Linked DNA regions of Homo sapiens: region 1 is linked to region 2. Evidence: chromatin loops called from intact Hi-C (ENCODE). Cell type or tissue: IMR-90. All regions are shown on one strand.

Region 1 (8,000 bases), 53 kb after region 2:
ATGTCCACCAACAGATGAATGGCTACTAAAAATATGGTGGTAAACCCATACAATGGAATAAAAAGAAATGAATGCAGCAATAAAAAGGAATGCAGGCTAGGCACGGTGGCTCACACCTGTAATCCCAGCACTTTGGGAGGCTGAGGCAGGCAGCTCACTTGAGGCCAGGAGTTCGAAACCAGCCTGGCCAACATGACAAAATCCCGTCTCTACTAAAAATACAAAAATTAGCTGGGCATGGTGGTGCACACCTGTAATCCCAGCTACTTGGGAAGCTGAGGCACAAGAATTACTTGAGCCCAGGAGGCGGAAGTTGTGCCACTGCACTCTAGCCTGGGCAAAAGAGGGGAAACTCTGTCTCCAAAACAAAACAAAACAAAACAGGGAATGAAGTACTGACACAATTACATGCATCAATTTCAAAATAATTTTGCTGGGTGAAAAAAAAATCCAAAAAACAGCATAACTTGTGTTATTCCACCTATATAAAATTCTAGTAAATGCAAAATAATCTATGATAAGAAAACAGATCAGTAGTTGCCTAAAGGGGAAGAGGAAGGCTAGGAAGTGGCCGAAAGAGCCAGCGAAGGAGCACCAGGAAGTCTTTGGAGTTGAAGGATACATTCTTTATTCTGATTGTGATTATGATTTCATAAGTGTACACATATAAGTGTACAATTAATTTCTTATATATGTGCACTTTATTGAATAGCAATTATATTTCAATAAGGCTTTCTTGGAAAAGCTGTAAATGAATAATGAACTCTGGTTTATTTTTTTATTGTACTTATTTACTTATTTATTTTTTTGAGACAGGGTCTTGCTCTGTCACCCAGGCTGGATTCATAGCTCGCTACACCCTCAAACTTCTGGCCTCAAGTGATCCTCCTATCTCGGCCTCCCAAAGTGATGGGATTATAGGTGTAAGATACCACACCTGGCCTGAACTCTGCTTTAAAAACTGCATGCTGAAGTGTACAGGAGAGTGAATTGTACTATTATCTACAACTTAAGTTGACGTGCAAAATGAAAATGAGATTGATAGATGAGTAGAGGAAAACACAAATGAATAAATATGTTAAAAACAAATAAGAAAATGTTAATTATAGAATCTACTGGCATTTGTAGTAGTACAATTCTTCAAACTTTTCTGTATTTCTTAAATTTTTCATTAAAGAAAATGTGAGGGGAAAAAATATTAATACTCCCACAAGTCTGTGCAATAGGTCTCTGGCAGTAACACTAGACTAACAAGCATAAACATATTGGTTAGGAAGATACTGTCAAATTAAACCTCTTAAACTTATGTAAAGCGGACATTACAAATATCCAATGAGTCAACTAATTACCCAGAGCTTGCATTAAGGAAAGGCATGATTTGGTGGTTATTAAAAACAATAAAACAATGGGAATGAGAAATGGTACAGCCACTATGGAAAACAGTAGGGCAGAACCTCAAAAAGTTAAACATAGAATTACCATAGGACCCAGCAATTCCTCTCCTAGCTATATACTAAAAAGAAGCAAAAGCAGGGACCCAAACAGATACTTATACACCAGTGTTCATAGCAGCATTATTCACAACAGCCAAAAGGTACAAACAGCCCAAATGTCCATCAACAGGTGATGAAGAAACAAAATATGGTATATCCACAGAGTAGACTATTATTCAGTCTTAAAGAGGAAGGAACTTGGATGAACCTTGAAAATATTATGCTGAGTGAAATAAGCCAGACATAAAAGAACAAATCTTATATGATTCCACTTATGTGAGGTACCTAGAATAGGTAAACTCACAGAGACAGAAAGTAAAAGGAAGGTTACCAGGGGCTAGGAGTAGGTGGGAAATGGGGAATTAGTGTTTAATATGTACAGTTTCAGTTTGGGGTGATTATAAAGTTCTGGAGCTGATGATTGCAAAACATTGTGAATAAAATTAAAGCCACTGAGCCACACTCTTAAAATTGGTGAAAGGGTAAATTTTATGTTATGTCTGCTTTACCACAATAAAAATACATATGTAATTTTAAAAGACAACATTTTTTAAATGGACCAAAATAAAATGAGTCTTAATTTCAACTGAATGATATTTGGATCTGTGAAAGTTGATTACATGAATTGGGTCATTCTTGTATACCCAACTACATAAGAGTCAAGGAGTCAGGGGAAAAAAGCACTCAGGGCACATAGCACAGGCTCCAAGAACTGAACTATCCAGAGGCCCAGTTGCTGAAACAGCCTGCTGTAACCCTAAGACCAGCTTTACCTAGTAACTGCTGAAACAACCTGCTATCACTCTAAGACTAGTTTTTAAACTACCACTGCCACTCTCCTATCCGAGCCTGCCAGCTCCCAAAGCTTTTCAAGTACCAATGAACTTTCTTTCAAAATAATCAGTAACATTTTTTTTCTATCTAATAAAACCTTCAACCTTCTCTTTGTTCCTTGGATATACTGAAGACCCCATGTGTATGTCTCAAATTCCAATTCTGTGATTCTCAAATAAAATATTTAATCTAGAGATTTGTCTCTATATTTTAAATTTGACAGATCAATTTAAAGAAATGTCCTAACTCACCTCAACATGTTTATAACAAAATTATAACATTTTCACATAGAATTTATAATACATGCAGATGAAATACATATGACAACTATAACATAGAGGATAGTGATGGGAAGAGAAGGAGGATGGACTATATGATCGCAAAATTTCTACATTTTACTTGAAATGGTATCATATTAGCTCTAACTAGAATATGAAATGTTAGGATGGATATTGCAATCCTAGAAAAAACACTGAAAAATAGATAGATCCAATAGATAAATTTTAATGGAATTTCAAAAATTACTAAAATAATCCAAGTCAGAAAAGGAAAACAGAAGGAAAAAAAGGGGAGACTGAGAGAAAACAAATAATAAAATGCTAGACATAAATCCAACCACCTTGATCATTTATTAAATGTTAATGGATTTTACTGACATTGCATAGCAGTGATGGTTACATAACTCTGTGACTATACTACAAATCACTCAATTGTATACTTTTAAAGGGTGAGCCTGATGACACATGAATTAAATCTCAATAAAGCTGCTATTTAAGAAAATACACTAAGGCAAACTAAAGAAGAAAAAACTTCATAGTCTAAACACTACAATTTAAAAATAGAGACCATCAGAATTATTTCAAAAGCATGACACAACTACATCCTGGCTACAAGAAACACACAGTATTTTCAACATAAAATCACAGATGGAGAAATACATATCATGCAAATAGTAAGAATAAAACACAATCTTCAGAGGCCGACATTAAACAACCTGTCCAAGATCACACAGCTACTAAGTGGCAGAGAAAGAATTTAGCTGTCATTCTGACTCCAGAATGAGCTAATAGATACATAGGGCAGTAAGGAGAGAGCGTAATAGGAAAACTAGAACGTAACACTTCAATCTGTTTTAACCTCAAGCAAAGGGAAAAAAATCCCAGCCTCATCAAATCCCAGACTTTTCCTATTGAAACCACTCCCCAAAATCCCACAAGCCCTAAAAGTATCTGACCTATCTACATCCTTAAAAGACTCCCTAACTGTAAAGGGAGAGTTTTCCTTTTTCAGGCATTCACTTTAGAGCATTTAGTATTCCACATCGCATTCAAAATCTTCAAATATTCTAAAAGCTGACCTTAAGCCAACATATAGGAAAGGAAACGTTCTCAAACATTTCAAAAGATATTCTGTCATAATAAGGGTTTTATGAAGTTGCATTCATTAGTTCTTATCAATTCTTTTGAACATCACATATGTACAAGTCACAACTAGAAAAATATTATAAAATTATTATGAAAAGGAAAAAGGAGTCACAGAACTTTCTCCTCCAAATCCAGGGAGACTTTATTAGTTCCACTTAAGAATATCAACGAGTGGTTAAAGGCATCAATATCTCTATGCTGTAGCTCTGGCACTCAGTTAACTGAGCAAAGCTCACTCAGTTACCTTACTTAGTAAGTTAGCAAATCCAAGTGAGGATTTGCCTTCACTGGCATCCAAGTTACAAGATGAGAAAAACAAAAGAAACAACTCTACTTTTTAGATCTCTATGATGATACACCAATGGGGAAGAGGGGAAGGAAGCAGAAAGAGAGAAGCCTCCACCAACAGCAAGAACAGATGCCAGCTAAAGCTATCGATCAAAAACAAATACCACTAACGGCCCAGCCCAGTTCCAATGCATCTGAGAGTCAGTCTGGAACATATACTAAACAACGGATCCATACTCTCTCATTTACCAGCTATGTGACACTGGACAAGGCATTTATTTAAACTTTCAGAGATTGTTCTCTCTTCCATAAAACCAAGAATAAAAATAAGAATACATCATAAGTTGTCATAAAGATTAAATAACTTACCTGCAGGTAGGTATTCCATACTTATTTTTAAAAGCCTAGGGACCACTGTTTTCTTATATAAGAAAAGTTCTATGCCACTTCTTTTCATATAAAAAAAGTAAGTCCTACTTAAGCAACTAAGAGTATCTTACAAAACAAATGATAGCAAAATTCTAGCACACGCAGACAGACAGACACACACACACACACACACACACACACACATACAGACACACATGCTCCAGAAGGTAACAGTGGTGACCTCTAAAGACTTAAATTGGGGTCTTGTTTCGAAGGTTCAAAGATGGAAAGAAATCCTAATTTTCAATGTTTTCATGTGCTTAAATTTCTTAGCATTTTACATTCTCAAAAATTAAAAATTTTAAGATACTAAAATCAAAGGTCTGTGTCCAAAATGGAAAATATAATAATGTTAATAAGAAAATTTATGTCATTAAAATGATGTCTACACAAAATACACTACAGTAACAATTCTCAACCCTTCTTAAGCTGCGATATATAAAAATAATGTATTTCCATGAGCTATGCAGATTATAGCCCATATAGTGAAAATAAGAGTTATAAACAACCCTGGGCTTGCAAGGTCTAAGTCTCTCCTATTTTTTCCTACTCAAATAAAAAAAAAGTCCAAATATGAATGAGTAGAGTATCATATGGATCATTTTTAATCCACTTTATTTTATAAACAAAAAAATTGTTAAACAAAGTCACTGGCAAACTTGCTAACTTCAGAATTTTAGTATTAGTTACAAAGTGCTTACAACACACTTTAAACTATAACACATCATGGACTGCAGCCTTGTAACTGAGGACCAATGACCCTGCAGGGAAGCCACCATTCTCCACATTTTACTTTTGAACACTTTCTAAATTTTGCTATTATGAAACACCTTACCATGAACATTTTCTCAAGTATATCTTTGTAAGTGAGATTCTTAAGGGTGGAACTGTTAAATTAAAGAACATATAGATGTTTTAAATTTTGATAAATACTAGCAAATTTCTGGGGGCCGGGGGAGGTCTGAAACAATTTACACTTCCAGGAACAAAACTATGTGACCCTTGCCCACACTGGATGCCACAGCTATTTAAAAGGTTTTTGGTTAACCCAGTGGCTATTTTAAAAATTACCTCTCATTTTACAGTAGTTACATGTCTTATCTTGCTAAAAACTCAAGAAAGAAAGAAGATAAAAGAGCACAATCGCCAAACCTCACACGCTCAGCACAGTTCCCTCCTATGCTTTCAACGCTGAGCATCCTGATGGAACTCACTATCCATCTACATATACGTGTATCTTTCAAGTACACAGATAGGATCCAAACACAAAACACAAATTCTAACATATGTTTCTCTTGAAACTAATTACTATAACTTATGCTATGTTACCTGAAATGACAAGGTATGATAATATGATTAAAACAACATAGAAAAACCAGAAAGAAAACACAGAATACTAAGAAATATCTTCAAGCCAACATCCCATTTTTCCAGAGAAGGTAGTTTCACGTTTCAAAGCTCTTTGTAAACTCTGTTAAGATGTCTTTGCCTCATCCTAACAATCCTCATAGTCTCCCATGGATGGTCCTTTAATGCTCATAATAAAAGAAGCCTGCAGGGAAAATACAGAATAGAAAACAGCTTGGAAATAAAATCTGTTAGCTCAGCACATTAAAATTATTGAAAATTGCTATTTTTATGAGGATTATGTGTAGCTTTGTTTTTTCTATGAACTATCTAAGCAATAACAAAAAGACATGATCTTTTTTTTTTTTTCTTTTTTAGACAGAGTCTCGCTCTGTTGCCTAGGCTGGAGTGCAGTAGCGTGATCTCAGCTCACTGCAACCTCCACCTCCCGGGCTCAAACGATTCTCCTGCCTCAGCCACCCACGTAGCTGGGATCAAAGGCTCGTGCCACCATACCTGGCCAATTTTTATGTTTTTAGTAGAGATGGGGTTTCGCCATGTTGTCCAAGCTGGTCTCGAATTCCTGACCTCAAGTGATCTGCCCACCTCAGCCTCCCAAAGTGCAGGGATTACAGGCATGAGCCACCGCGCCCGGCCCACATGATCTTTTTCAAGTCATGGACAGCAGGGACTGTATAAAATCCAATCCCACTTCGCGTAAACTCAGCATAAAAAATTATCAGTCTTGTAAAGTTTGGTGTGTTTTTACATTGGGGGAATTTGGCCTATTGTACACTTTCTAAAGCAAATACACAGCAGTTATGCAAAAAAAATCAAAAAATCATTTTAGTCCTGGATATTAAGTAAAAACAATGTATCAGATAAAGCACAAATCATTTTTCCAAAAACAAAAACATTCCAATCAAACTGAAACAAAAAGTCCAAGGAAAGAAATTACTTCTCAACAGAAGGATCTAGAACCCTTTCCCCGCAGAGGCTGCATATGAACTGTGCCTTCAAGGGCAGGCAGCAGTTAGACACGGTGGGTGGGAGGCCAGGCACACCCACCCAGAGAGAGTGAGGAAAGCACTGAGGGCAGAGCCAGCCACGCATGGGAGCAGCGCACAGTCAGGCTGGGTGGAGGCACAGCACTGATAAAAGGGAAATGGGGAAATAGGTTTGGAAAGAAAACTCGTGTGAAAGAAAGGAGGAGGTTGTATATTCTACAGGTTTTTCTCTAATGTAGAACCCCAGATGGAAATCATCCTTCTTACTTTCATTTACAAAGATATTGATCTTATCTCACAGTATTTTCTTCCCTGAAGTGAAGTTATTTGTGTATCAACTTATTTTCCGTAACATGACTATGAGCACCCAGGACTCATAGCACCCATGGACTGCAGCATTCTGCGCGGGAACCAGATTGGATTCATTTTTATTAATATATCCTTCTCAAAGGCCTTAAACAGACTTTAAAGAAGCATTTTTTGGCCAGACACAGTGGCTCACGCCTGTAATCCCAGCACTTTGGGAAGCTGAGGTGGGCGGATCACGACATCAGGAGTTCAAGACCAGCCTGACTAAAATGGTGAAACCCCGTCTCTACTAAAAATACAAAAATTAGCCAGGCGTGGTGGTGTGTGCCTGTAATCCCAGCTACTCAGGAGGCTGAGGCAGAATAGCTTGAACCCAGGAGACAGAGGTTGCAGTGAGCCGAGATCATGCCACTACATTCCAGCCTGGGTGACAGAGCAAGGCTATGTCTCAAAAAAAAAAAAAAAAAAAAAAAAAAAGGCAGCATTTTTTTAATAACTGAAAAAATGCATAAACTGTATATAATATTATATATAATATATAAAATAAATAAATGTATTAACTGTATAGGAATAAATGTATAATACTGGCACCACATCACTTATCCTACTCATATAATTTGGATTTGGATATTCATTTATAGCAGGAGTTCCCAAACTTTTTGTATAAAGGACCATAGAAAAAGTATTTTAGGCTTGATAGGCCAAATGGTCTCTGTCACAACTACTCAACTCTGCTGTCACAGGACAAAAGCAGCATAGACAATGCATAAATGAAAGAGCATGGCTGTGTTTCAATAAAATTTTATTGACAAAAACAGGCAGCAGGCTGCATTTGTCCTGTGGACTGTAGTGTGCCGACCTCTCATCTA
Region 2 (8,000 bases):
TGAAGATAAAACTAGATGCTCCCACTCCAAAAATTAAACACCAGTCTTTTGATAAAGAAACCTGCAGAGATTGTAAGAAGAAATTACAATGGAAAAATAATTGTTCTGTTTTATTCAAGAGAATTGGGAAAAAATGATAGTAGGCAAATGTTCTAACAGCAAATCAAGTACCCATTTCTCCTTTTACTCTTCAACTCACAAGACGAATTTTCACTAATTATTAGCGGAGAAACAAGTAAAAATTTTATTGATATGGGTGGCAGTATATTTACCTTAATTCCTGCCATTGTTCCACAAGCTCTCCCTCGGAATCAACAAACTACTCAGTTGACAGATATGGATAATACCCGTCACATTTCCCATGTCCCAGCACACAACGGTCACCTTTGGACCTTTAGCCAAGAAACATTCCCTTCCTAGGAGACACTACATTCACTAATTTCATAAGGAAAAATCTCCCGTGTAAACAGAATTTCCAGATCAAACACTCTCCTGATGGTCTCTTCCTTGAACCCTTGAGGACTCCACCATTCATCATCAAGCCAGAAATAATTTGGACAGTGACACATCAGTATTCTTGGGAATAAATCAAGTCCAAATTGAAGATATCAAAAAGGCAACATTCCTCATCAAAAAAATATATAATTATACTGGTAGAAATATTCAGGCTGAGTAGATCAAGGTTCATAATGACACATCCAAACCCCTACCCAAATTCACACAAATGTCTAAAACAAAAAGGTAAAGAGGACAAGACCTCATAAGGAAATAATAATAATAATTTCATCATACACTGCTCAGGGGTTTGCAAGGCTGCAATCAGGGAGTGAACCAGGCTGCATTGTCACTGGAGACTCAAATGGGGAGAAATTTGCTGCCAAGCTCTTTCAGGTAGTTGGCAGAATTATGTCCTTGTAGCTGCATGATGAAGGACCCCAGCCTTTTGCTAGCTCTTGGGTAGAGACTGTCCTTACATAGATCCTTAGAATCTGCCCACCATTCACTGCCAAGTAGGCTTCCTTAATATGGCTGCTTACTTTATCAAGCCAGCAAAAAGAATCTTGTTCTCTAGTCTGTTAAGATCAAGTACTATATAATGAAACATAATCACAAGAGTGACACCCAACCACTTTGCCACATAATGTAATTGAATGCAGTGACATCCCATCACTTTTGCCATATAATGCAACCTAATTAAGGGAGTAATATCACATCACCTTTGCCATATTCTATTAGTTAGAGAAGCAATTCACAGGTTCTACCCAAATTGAAGAGGAGTGGATTATACAAGAGGAAGGGAGTACATAAAGGTTTGGATGCCTGACAGTTCCTCAAAAAGCTGAACAAAGAATTACCACATGACCCAGGAATTCCACTCTTGGGTACATACCCCAAATAACTTAAAAAACAGACATATGGCTGGGCGCAGTGGCACGCGCCTGTAATCCCAGCACTTTGGGAGGCCAAGGCGGGTGGATAACCTGAGGTCAGGAGTTCAAGACCAGTCTAACATGGTGAAAACCCGTCTCTGCTAAATACAAAAAAAAAAAAAAACAACCCATAGCCAGACATGGTGGTGGGTGCCTGTAATCCCAGCTACTTGGGAGACTGAGGCAGGAGAATCACTTGAACTCAGCAGAGGTTGCAGTGAGTCAAGATCACGCCACTGCACTCCAGCCTGGGCAACAAGAGTGAAATACCATCTCAAAACAAACAAATATATAAGCAAATACTTGCATACAAATATTTGTAGCAATACTAATTGCAATGGTCAAAATGTAACCCAAATGTCTTTCAACTAATGAATGGATTTTTTTTTTTTTTTAGACAGAGTCTTACTCTGTTGCCCAGGCTGGAGTGCAGTGGTGCCATCTCAGCTCACTGCAACCTCCTCCCCCAGGGTTCTAGTGATTCTCCTGCCTCAGCCTCCCGAGTAGCTGACATTACAGGGCCTGCCACCACGCCCAGCTTATTTTTTTCTATTTTTAGTAGAGTCGGGATTTCACCATGCTGGCCAGGCTGGTCTTGAACTCCTGACCTCAGATGGATTTTTTTAAGTGGTATATTCATACAATTGAATATCACTCAGCCACACACACACAAAAAACCTCCGCCCCCAGGGTTCTAGCGATTCTCCTGCCTCAGCCTCCCAAGTAGCTGACATTACAGGTGCCTGCCACCACGCCCAACTAATTTTTTTGTATTTTTAGTAGAGACAGGGTTTCACCATGTTGGCCAGGCTGGTCTTGAACTCCTGACCTCAGGTGGATTTTTTTAAGAAGCATATTCATACAACTGAATATCACTCAGCCACACACACACACACACAAAAACTGATACATGCTATAACATGGATACTATATTTTGCTTGGTTGAGTCCAATGTTAAGTCTATCTAAAGTCCTTATTTTCATATATTTGCAGTTACAGAATTTCTATTTAATTTTTTTTTTTTTGAGATGGAGTCTCGCTCTGTCACCCAGGCTGGGGTGCAGTGGCATGATCTCGGCTCACTGCAAGCTCCACCTCCTGTGGTCCAGCGATTCTCCTACTCAGCCTCCCGAGTGGCTGGGATTACAGGTGCGCACCACCACGCCCAGCTAATTTTTCTATTTTTAGTAGAGACGGGGTTTCATCATGCTGGCCAGGCTGGTCTCGAACTCCTGACCTCATGATCCACCCACCTCGGCCTCCCAAAGTGCTGGGATTACAGGCGTAAGCCACTGCACCCAGTCTTGTATTTAATTTTTAAAATAGATTCAAATTCTCTTGTGAAATTCTTGTTTTTTTTAGACAGAGTTCCGCTCTTGTTGCCCAGGCTGGAGTGCAATGGCGTGATCTCGGCTCACTGCAACCTCCACCTCCCAGGTTCAAGGGATTCTCAGGCCTCAGCCTCCCGAGTAGCTGGGATTACAGGCACCTGCCACAACACTCAAATATTTTTTGTATTTTCAGTAGAGACGGGGTTTCGCCATGTTGATCAGGCTGATCTTGAACTCCTGACCTCAGGTGATCCGCCCACCTCGGCCTCCCAAAGTGCTGGGATTACAGGCATGAGCCACCATACCCGGATGAAATTCTTTATATACTTATCTATTTTCTCCATATTTTCCTTGGATTTCTTTAGCATATAAATCGTAGTTATCTCAGCCAATTCCAATATCTGAAGCATATGTGGATATGTTTCTATTGTCTTTTAATTTTTTCTCTTGGTTTTTGGTTTCTTTTGGTGCCTCTAATAGATGTGACTAAACAATATGTACTAAATGGCAACGTATATAAAATGAGTATATGTATAAAATTTATCTCCTAGAATATTATTCATTCAACAAATACCTAGTGAGCACTGACTGAGCATTGACTTAAGCACTGACAATATGTCAGGCACCATGTGCATGTGATACAGTAATAAAGAGAGCAGCATCCCTGCCATCAGAAGCTTACGCTCCGTGTAGGAAGGAGACATTTACCTAATACTGAAATGGCCTGTAAGGCCCTAAAAATCTAAGCTCCCTACTACACCATTATCTTTTTTTACCTTATCTCTAAATTGTCTCTCTCGATGATTCCAATCACATGCTTCCTCGGTGTTTATTCAGTAGCAGGTACACTTCAACCTCAACCAACAATCTTGCGCTTGTTATTCTTTCTGCCTAATATGCTTTGCTCTTCTCCAGGATAGCAACATGACTTGTCCTGCCACTTCCTTAGATGGTCTGCTAAACATGCACTTGGCCCTCTATATCCTTGGGTTCTGTATCCATGGATTAAACCCAAAAAAGGGAAGGGGAAGGGAAAGGGGAAGGAGAGGGGAAGGGGAAGGGGAGGGGAAGGGGAAGGGAAAGGGAGGAAAATTAAAATACTGCATATTTTAAAACACAGTGGGACAACTATTTACATAGCATTTACATTGTTTTAGGGTATTATAAGTAATCTAGAGATGATTTAAAGTATACGGCAGGGCTGCGCACAGTGGCTCACACCTGCAATCCCAGCACTTGGGAGGCCAAGGCAGGTGAATCACTTGAGGTCAGGAGTTCAAGACCAGCCTGGCCAACGTGGTGAAACTTCATCTCTACTAAAAATACAAAAAACAGCTGGGCATGGTGGTGCATGCCTGTAATCCCAGCTACTTGAGAGGCTGAGGTGGGAGAATTGCTTGAACCCAGGGTGGACGGAGGTTACAGTGAGCCGAGATCATGACACTGCACTCTAGCCTGGGCAATAAAGTGAGACTCCACCTCAAAAAAATAAATATATAAAAATAAAAAATAAAATAAAGTATACAGAAGGATGAGCGTAGGATATATGCAAACACTACCCCATTTCATATAAGGCACTTGAGCATCAACAAATTTTGGTATCTGAGGGGGTAGGTCTTGGAACCAATCCCTTGTAGATATGAAGACATGCCTGTATATAAAATTGTGAATATAGCCCCACCTTCCAGCAGTCTTTTTCTCTTATGTTTCAACATAGAACATATGTTTTATTATTTATCATCTGTTTCCTTCTATAGTGTAAGCTCCTTGAGGGCATAAAAATATGTTCAGTCTCTTTTGTTCACTACTATATCAACAGCACTTCAAACAGTGTCAGACAAATTGCGTGCACTTGGTAAATATCTACTGAATAGATGAATGAATAAATGATTTAAAATGTGATGAGTTAAGTGTAGGGTCCTAAGGAAAAATACAGCAGAGAGCCTAATCTAATGAAGACAGTTAAGGAATGCCTATGTGAGGAATTTACATTTAAGCCAAGACCTAAACAATGACTAAGAGACAATCAGGAATGAAGACAGAAGCAGATATGACTAAGCACATAAGTTTCAAGAATCTGAACGATGTCAAGTATGGCGGATACATACAATGCAAAGGATAGACTGGCACAGTATCAGTTTGGAGAGCTAAGCAAAATCCAACCATTTAAAACATTTATATGAGTAGTCATTCAAAAGTTATTAAAGATAGGCATACGATCAAATCTGGATTTTTGGTCACTCAAACTGAAGTATCATTAATTAATGGATGGGAATTCCTATATGCCAACAGTGAAGACGATATCAAGAAAATAATCCCATTTACAATAGCTATGAATAAAATAAAATAAAATAAAATACCTAGGAATAAACTTAACCAAAGAAGTGAAAGGTCTCTACAATGAAAACTATAGGCCAGGTTCAGTGGCTCATGCCTGTAATCCCAGCACTTTGGGAGGCAGAGGTGGGTGGATCACAAGGTCAGGAGATCAAGACCATCATGGCCAACATGGTAAAACCCCGTCTCTACTAAAAACAAAGCAAAAATTAGTTGGGCGTGGTGGTGCATGCCTATAGTCCCAGATACCAGGGAGCCGGAGGCAGGAGAATCGCTTGAACCCGGGAGGCAGAGGTTGCAGTGAGCCGAGATTGCACCACTGCACTCCAGCCTGGCAACAGAGCGAGGTTCCATCTAAAAAAAAAAACACACACACACACACACAAAAAAACAACTATAAAACGTTGATGCGAGAAATTGAAAAGGACACAAAAGATGCAAAGAGATTCTACATTCATGGGTTGGAAGAATCAATATTGTTAAAATGTCCATACTACCTAAAGCAATCTACCGATTCAATATAATCCTTATCAAAATACCAATGACAATCTTCACAGAAATAGAAAAAAAAATCCTAAAATTTATATAGAACCACAAAAGACCCAGGATAGGCAAAGCTATCCTGAGGAAAATGAACAAAACTGGAGGAATCACACTACTTGACTTAAAATTATACTACAGAGCTATAGCAATCAAAACAGCATAGTACTGGCATAGACCAATAGAACAGAATAGAGAACCCAGAAATAAATCCATATATCTATAGTGAATTCACTTGACAAAGGTGCCAAGAATATACCTTAGGGAAAGGACGGTCTCTTCAATAAATGGTGCTCGGAGAACCGGATAACCAGATGCAGAAGAACAAAACTAGACCCTTATCTCTTGCCATATACAAAAATCAAATCAAAATGGATTGAAAATTTAAACCTAAAACCTCAAATTATGAAACTACCAAAAGAAAACATTGCAAAAACTCTGTAAGATGCTGGTCTGGGCAAAAATTTCTTGAGTAATTCCCCACAAGCCCAGGCAAGCAAAGCAAAAATAAATAAATGGGGTCACATCAAGTTAAAAAGCTTCCACACAGCCAAGGAAATCAACAGTCAAGAGACAACTCATGGAATGGGAGCAAAATATTTGCAAACTATCCATCTGACAAGAGATTAATAACCAGAATATATAAGGAGCTCAAACAACTCAACAAGAAAAAAAATCTAATAATCCAATTTTTTAAATGGGCAAAAGATCTGAATAGACATTTCTCAAAAGAAGACATACAAATGTTAAACAGGCATATAAAAAGGTGCTCAACATCACTGATCATCAGAGAAATGCAATACAATGAGAGATCATCTCACCCCAGTTAAATTGGCTTTTATCCAAAAGACAGGCAATAACAAATGCTGGCGAGGATATAGAGAAAAGGGAACTCTTGTATAGTGTTGGGGGGAATGCAAATTAGTAAAGCCACTGTGGAGAACAGTATAGAGGTTCCTCAAAACACTAAAAATAGAGCTGCCATATGATCCAGCAATCCCACTGCTAGGTATATACCCAAAAGAAAGGAAAGCAGTCTATCAAAGAGATATCTACACTACCATGTTTACCACAACACTATCCACAATAGCCAACATTTGGAAGCAACCTAAATGTCCATCAACAGACGAATGGATTTTTAAAATGTGGTACATATATACAATGGAGTACTATTCAGCCACCAAAAAGAATGAGGTCCTGTCACTTGCAACAACATAGATGGAACTGGAGGACATTATGTTAAATGAACTAAGTCAGACATAGAAAGACAAATTTGACATGTTCTCACTCATCTGTGGGAGCTAAAAATTAACATAGTTGAACTCACAGTGATAGAGAGTAGAATGATGATTGCCAGAGGCTGGGAAGGGTAGTGGGGAGGAGTGGGGGTGGGTGATGTGGGGATGGTTAATGGGTACAAAAATGGGTCCAGTTAGATAGAATGGGTAAGATCTAGTATTCGACAGCACAACAAAGTGATTACAGTCAACAATAATTTATTGTACATTTTTAAATAACTAAAAGTATATTAGACTGTTTGTAACACAAAGACATTATAAATACTTGAGGTGAAGAATTTTTAAAAAATTAATTGGATGGAAGCAAGAATGACTACAAGGAGACTAATTAGAAGGCAGATGAAGTAATCCAGACTAGATGATAGTAGCTGGAATCTGGGGTTGGTTAGTACGGGCAAAGAAAGAAGTAAATGGATTAGAAAGCTATCTGAGTGAATTCTCCACAGTCGCATTTGTTAAGAATTACTCTATGTTTCTAGCCACCACCTTCCTAGGCGGAAAAGAATGAAGGATAAGAATTTTAGAGCAGGGATAGGCAAACTTTTTCTTAATGGATCAGGAAGTAAATATTTTAGGCTTTGTGAGTCACATAGTCTACTATGTGTCCCATGTAGTTGAGTCTACTCCACATATTGAGTCTACTACTCAGCTCTACCACTGTAGTGGAAAAGCAACCACAGACAATATGTAAAGGGATGAACATGGTTGCCCTCCAATAAACCTTTATTTATAAAAATAGGTGTGCATGGGCTATAGTACCAATCTCTAGTTTCAGGAGAAAGATGAGTTCAGCTTTTAATTGTTAGTTTCAAGGTGCCTCAGAGGCATCAAGTAGTGAGAGCTATATAAGAAGCAACTGGATATGTAATCCTGAAGTTCAGAACAGATACATACATTTGAGATTGGTCAGAAAAGTGGCAATAGGCCAAGTGTAGTGGCTCATGCCTGTAATCCCAGCACTTTGGGAGGCCGAGGGGAAGGACTGCTTGAGCCCAGGAATTTGAGACCAGTCTAGGCAAAATAGTGAGACCCCCGTCTCTACAAAATATAAAAAAGTAGGCAGC

The links. Hi-C counts contacts between places; a loop is a spot of excess contacts. Peaks named below come from ENCODE experiments on the same cell type or tissue, not always from the same donor. Only the 100,000 strongest peaks of a DNase experiment are listed, where the experiment ranks them.
Region 1: a loop joins it to region 2, with 2.1 times the contacts of the local background. A loop is called at or near these places in 2 of 110 quality-filtered maps.

Annotation. Positions count from the first base shown.
Region 1 is chr13:100,158,693-100,166,692 of GRCh38, reverse strand. All of the region lies in intron 6 of PCCA (propionyl-CoA carboxylase subunit alpha), which reads right to left. Among named protein-coding and RNA genes, the nearest start is that of PCCA, 74 kb to the right of the region's middle. RefSeq lists enhancers at 6,429-6,928, 6,929-7,430. In IMR-90, no CTCF peak of the experiment used is centred here; a DNase peak (open chromatin) is centred at 3,102.
Region 2 is chr13:100,211,899-100,219,898 of GRCh38, reverse strand. All of the region lies in intron 7 of PCCA (propionyl-CoA carboxylase subunit alpha), which reads right to left. Among named protein-coding and RNA genes, the nearest start is that of PCCA, 130 kb to the right of the region's middle. In IMR-90, no CTCF peak of the experiment used is centred here; DNase peaks (open chromatin) are centred at 4,788 and 7,838; H3K27ac peaks cover 1,853 bases.